Regions from separate parts of the Homo sapiens genome. Here region 2 is linked to region 1. Evidence: read pairs that join two places in POLR2A ChIA-PET (ENCODE). Cell type or tissue: PC-9. All regions are shown on one strand. Each heading gives the region's core, and the rest is flanking DNA. Links, peaks and the distances in the headings are about the cores only. Region 1 overlaps MSL3-DT (MSL3 divergent transcript). Region 2 holds the start of MID1 (midline 1).

Region 1 (2,915 bases), core at 113-2,612:
TATGAACAATAAAATTACTATTAATTGTACATTATGAACTGTTGTTGAACCATGACAGGGGAACAAAATACACATAAATTGCAAATTTTGCTGTTGAAATATATTCTGGAAATTATTAGTTTCTTGGTCATATTTCAGTGAGTGACTCTTAAAAACAGTATTCTCTGTTTTTATCATATTTGAAAAGCGGCTTTGTCACCCTTGTAATTAATTTTTGTTAAGTTTTTGAAGAAAGAGTGGTAAAAAGAATCAGGCTACATTGAGTATTTATTATTAGCTTTCAGTTCTCCCAGGAACCATGGCTAGATACAGCTTCCTCTTTACTCAAATCTGTAATTAATGTTCACAAGATATCATACTGACATTGTTTTTTGTTTTGTTTGGGGGGGCAGTTTTTGTTTGTTTGCTCTTTTAGAGACAAGTGTTGCTATGTTGCCTAGGCTGCAGTGCAGTGGCTATTCACAGATACAATCATAGTGCACTACAGCCTCAAACTCCTGGCCTCAAGCCATCCTCCCACTTCAGCCTCCTGAGTAGCAGGGACTACAGGCACTTGCCACCTCACCTGGCTGACATTGTTTTTTAAAACAGAATCTCATGAGGAAATTACCATATGAGTCCATGACTAATGGATCATGAAAATATTAGCTCAATTATCAAATTAAAAATTATTGACCTAAATTATCCTTCATTCTACTTGGATTATATGTAGTAAAACCTAAACTAAAAATGGTAATTTTTAGATCAAAAGGTAACTGAAAATGATTTTCATATTTTAGTTTCCAGAGATTAATAATTTACTACAAAGATGACTTTAAAACCTTAAAAATTCTAAGAATATACAGTGACTTTTTTTATCTCACCCCAATCTTATTAAGATGATTGTCTCCAATGACAATCATCATTCAAAGTGATGACTCTGAGGTATTGTCACTTCTTTTTTTCATGCTACCCAAAGTACTGGATTCTCATCGTCATCGTGTGAATTGTGTTGTAGTGACTATATTTAGTCTGTCCTGTTAGATTTGCCATCTTCTTTATTCTGGTAGCAGATCTTTTCTTCTGACCACAAGTTGGGCAGATGGCCCAGGCGTGATCCAAGGCAATATCTCATCTCCTCACCAAGGTGATTGGGCAAAAAGGCACCTTGGTGCGATACAAGGCCAATGAGAATTATTCCATGTTCTTGCTACTTGGACACAGGGGGAAAGCAACTCAAGTGGAAAGAAAGCAGTTTATTGTTCAGGTAGGTTTCTGTCACTTGCAACCAAGAGTTCTAATGAATAGAACCTTCTGAATACCTCAAGGTGTAGCCAATATTTTATGTAGTGGTTTTCAGGAAAGCAGGAAAGTGAACCAAATTATTTTAGACATGTTTTTAACAAGGCTTGAAATAAAAGTTTCTCAAGATTTGTACCAAATCTAATTTTTCGTTTTGTTGATATCCAATAAAGTTTAATAATGAAAAAAATAAATGTTAGCTATAATGAGTGTTCTAATCCCATCTCAGGTTTGCAAATAGTTTCCTGAAAGTGGTAAACAATGAGCCTGGCTTGGGTGTACTGTTCCATACACGTTGGTATGTCGCAGTAGTAGAAAGAATGGTGAAAGACCAGTTCTCAGACAGGAACAGTAAGATTGCAAAAGAGGCTGAAGTGTGAAAATAATTCTGCTTTTCTTCACTCAGTACATGATCTCACTGTATTGGAGTAAAATGGTGACTAGTGGATCTGATTCGCAGTCACTTTGCTTTCCTGGAGGAAAGCCAGCAGTTAAACCTAGGGAGATTGCATGGACAAGGTATAAATTACTGAGAACTGTATAAACATGTTACTGAAAAGAGGTTGCACTCTTTTGTTAATTTGGACTTTCATTAATTGGACTCTGCATTAATTAATGCAAGAGGTAATGAGACCTGCAACCTTATTTTCTTAACAGTCGTGCTTCCCCACAGTCCCATCTCAACCCCGCTGATGGGGCATGTGTAACCTGCAAAATGATGACTCCCCATACCTACGTCTCTTCTCTAGTCTTCAAGTATCAGAGTGCTATCCTGTAATCATATGCTAGCCTCATATCTAGGGAATACCCAATGTATCTAAATGCAACAAGTCCAAAATGCAACTCATCACCTTTCTTCCTAAGCCTCCTGCTGTGTCTCAGTTGATGTTAGTGGCTATATCACCATCCATCCTATTGTTCAAGCTGTATATCTATCTGGATACTGCCTATTCATTTTTCTCCCTCACCCCTAACATTCAATCAGTTCTACTCCCTAAGTAGCCCTGAAAATGTGTAGTCATTCTAGACAACCGCTTTCTCTCAACCCTCTCGGTAATCCCTAACCAGGTCCTATCACATAAGTAGCTTTCTAGCTCATTAATCTTTTATTACATCTCTACTACTGCCACTCTGGTGTGAGCCACTGTCACCTCTCCTGCATCAGTGCGGAAACCTTCTAACTGGATACCTTGTATCCAACTGGACTCTGTAGCATCTTTTTGTCACATGGACTCTGTAGCATCTTTTTTTCACAGTGTGGGTAGGATGAACCATTGTAATATGTAAATCTATCATGATACTAACTGCACTGCTTTTAGTCTCCCAGGGACTTCTCTTTGCTATTAGAAAGAAATGGCATGGCTCACTAGGCAAAGTATAGTCTTGACATGGCCTTTCTCATGCCACTGTCTTCCTCTCTTGCCCTACACCACCCACACTGATCTTGTCCCAGTTCCTTTAACACCTTATCCAGAATGTTCTTCCTCTGCTCCTTTGCCTGGTTGCCACGTTGGTCTTTCCAGACCCAAAGGATAGGCTGTGGTGCTTCATTATGTCTCCACCGGTCCCTTCATTTTGTAGCCATCGTCTCAGATCATCATCACACATTCATTTGTGTGGTTGTTTAATTATTT
Region 2 (2,915 bases), core at 206-2,705, 1.1 Mb after region 1:
GATAAAATGCTGATTCTCAGGCTCCTCAGCAAACCTACTGAATCAGATTATTTTGGTGCAGGGGCCTGGAGATTTGCATTTTTAACAATCTCCCCAGAGGTTTCCTTGCACCCTCAAGTTTAAGAACCACCCTTTCAAAGCGTGATTTCATCACCCAGGAGACATTTGGTAATGTCTGGAGACATTATTGGTCATCACGATTGTGGGGGTGCTACTGGCATCTAGTGTGCAGAATCCAGGGATGCTGCTACACATCTTACAGTGCACAGGACAGCCCTCACGACAAAGAATTATCCTGCCCAAAATGTCAATAGTGCTGAGATTGAGAAATCCTGAACTCCATCATATGAAGGGCTCTCAAGGAAAAGTACAAGAAGTGGACTGAAGTCAGTTTGTGTCACTAGGTGGCTCCTTAGGCTACTCAGGCAGGGGGCTAGCGTTATGGGCTTCCAGGCCCAGTTATCGGACCACCAAATTTTCACAGAACTGGGCAGAGCTCACATGTATTGAACCCATGCAGCTGACACTCCTGAAGCCACCAATGCATTATTTGCTAAGTAATTTTTTTTCCTCTGATACCAACACATTTAAAATCTTTATTGAATTATCGTCACAAAATTGCGGTCATTTCTTGGGGGAAAATATGCCATTAGTTCTACACAAAGTACTCTTTGCTCAACTTGCACTTTCTTGAAATCCAGAAGGTAGATTTACATTAAAATCATGTTGGCTAAGAGTTGAAAAAAGTTATTGCTTATATGGAGTTAAGAAAGCAAACTTTGGAAATTTTTTTTGGTCTGAGTTTGTTTCTAAGAAGCCAACTACTTCTCCAGCTCTCCTGCAATCCTGCCAAGGTGATGTCCAGCTTGTCCCTGTTAATAAGTTCAACAGATCAACCCTGTAGGGAAGCCAAACCATAGAGAAAGGTGGATGCACTAAATTTTTTTTTTTCTGAACAAAATGTCAGTGTGTATTGTTCTATGACAATAGTGTTATTTGAAATTATGCCTCGGGCCTTCAGTAGGTAAAGATTCTTGTTCATTTGCTGCATTTCAAAAAAATTGTGTGCACGTTCCCATTAAGATTTATTTTTCTTAAATTGAATATACAGTTAATCTATATGCAGATGAGGTAGGTAACACCCTCCTTTCTGGATTGTTCGTTTTAGTTAAGGTGTTACTCATAACAATTTGGTTTCCTTTCCAGTCTTTTGCAAAAGTAGGGCTTCAGTGCAAGATATCCTTTTAAAAATACCCTTGGGTCCTGAGTGTTGAACTTTTCTGGCTGAAATAATTTTGCACCTTCCAAATGTTTTAATGCTGTTAGGGAGCTCTTAAAATGCAAGGATTTAAGGCCCTTAGCTAGTTAAGCTTTTAGCAGAACTAGAGCTGTTAGATAAGAATAGAACTCATCCTTTACTTTTGGAGCTTTGGACATTGTTTCCAGCTGCTTCCAGTCATTTGAATCCCGAAAGCGCCCCTAATCCTCGCGGAGGCAGCCTTTCTGGCTCCCAGGACCCACCCCCTTGCTTCTGATTGGCGAAGCTCCTCCGCGGCCCAAGCCAGCCACCTACAACGTCTCTGAGAACTGATTTGAAATAAGAGCCAGGCGGTCCTCGCTTCCCTGCGACCGACTTTTCATAGGCTGGGGGAGAAAAGGTTGAGAAACTTGACATTGTCTCGAGCAGAGTGCGTGTAGCAACAGATCAAAGAAAAAGAGGACGAAAACGTGCTCTTTGCTGCCCGTAGATTTCGCCGGGTTGCTTTTGTCTTGCGGGCTCCTGTCGGGTTCGGTGTTTCCGCTCTGAAGACTGCGACGCGGGCTCCGATGCAGCTCGCTCCCTGCCGGATGGGTCATGGGATTCTAAACATGAGGCAGGTAAGCTCAGGCGGTTGCGCTGGCGGCGGAGGGGGCGGGCGCCGCCCGGGACCCCTGCGACGTGTTACTGCGGAGAGCTTGCTGGGTTAGCAGGCGCCTGGCCGTAGTCGATGCGTTTGGCGGAAAGACGGGGCTGCATTTTCCTAAGACAACCAAAGAAGCACATTTTACCTGAGCCACCCCGGTCTGGTCCTCGCCACCCGCCCCCACTTTTGCCTCTAATTGTGGTTGATGTCAGGCAGTCGTTGTAAAGGGCTTACAAGCAGTTTGTAGAATATATGTAAATCAATTCCAGTTTGCGGCCGCTGGAATGTATCGTGCAGGATGTATCTCGAGCTTTTAGTGCCTCTACCCTATGCTTTGGGCTAGAATAAAGACAGCTGAATGTCCTGAAAAAGAATTTCACGGGGCCTCTTATCTCATTTTGGTTTCGCATTCTGAGCACTTACTGTGTTTCTGGCGGAGAAGGCGGAACCAGCTTGAAATGAGCACAGACAGTCCTTCCAGAAAAATGCAAATTTGTTTTTCTGTTCTAGCAGTTTGGAAACTGTATTGCTTCTGGACGTGAGAAGGCAGCCCTGAAAGTAGTGAGCGGAGAAAGGGCTGGGGGATTACTTAAATGAGTCTTTGAAAAGAATTCTAAACCAACAGCTTCTTCTGTGGCTCTGGGGCATGATGATAAAATTCCTTATCAGTCCAGGAAGAGGTTTATAGCTTTGCTGTTAAGCAAGAAAAGGAAAGAAAAAGTGGATGTAGGAAGCCAAGGAGAGGGTGTGATTTACAACTCAATCAAAGTTATGGAAGAATTTTATGTCAATATTTAAATATCAAGAACAATACTCATATAAGGAGAAAACAAGGCTGGAAAAACATGCCAATAGGCTTGGAAGGGCAGGGATTTCAAGAGGAATGCTATTGCTTTTACCAGCTCTGAATAAATCTGGATGGGAAAGTTAGCATCTGTATCGCAACCGGAAAAGCTCTTCACTTTTTCTTCTAAGTGGGTTGGGTGCTCGCCACCCTGCACACTTTGGGGG

Evidence for each region. Peaks named below come from ENCODE experiments on the same cell type or tissue, not always from the same donor. Only the 100,000 strongest peaks of a DNase experiment are listed, where the experiment ranks them.
Region 2: POLR2A ChIA-PET joins it to region 1 with 5 read pairs; 1 of 35 experiments calls an interaction of 5 or more read pairs at or near these places.

Annotation. Positions count from the first base shown.
Region 1 is chrX:11,748,959-11,751,873 of GRCh38, reverse strand. It overlaps MSL3-DT (MSL3 divergent transcript), which reads left to right. Exons shown (of 2, transcript XR_007068393.1): 2 at 1-1,421. Among named protein-coding and RNA genes, the nearest start is that of MSL3-DT, 7.7 kb to the left of the region's middle. In PC-9, for the core only: no CTCF peak of the experiment used is centred there; a DNase peak (open chromatin) is centred at 1,633.
Region 2 is chrX:10,619,253-10,622,167 of GRCh38, reverse strand. MID1 (midline 1) reads left to right here and starts at 1,583. Exons shown (of 10, transcript NM_000381.4): 1 at 1,583-1,878. LOC124905245 (a long non-coding RNA gene) reads right to left here and starts at 2,467. Exons shown (of 2, transcript XR_007068391.1): 1 at 2,328-2,467; 2 at 1-2,021. In PC-9, for the core only: no CTCF peak of the experiment used is centred there; a DNase peak (open chromatin) is centred at 1,577; H3K4me3 peaks cover 1,635 bases; H3K27ac peaks cover 1,632 bases.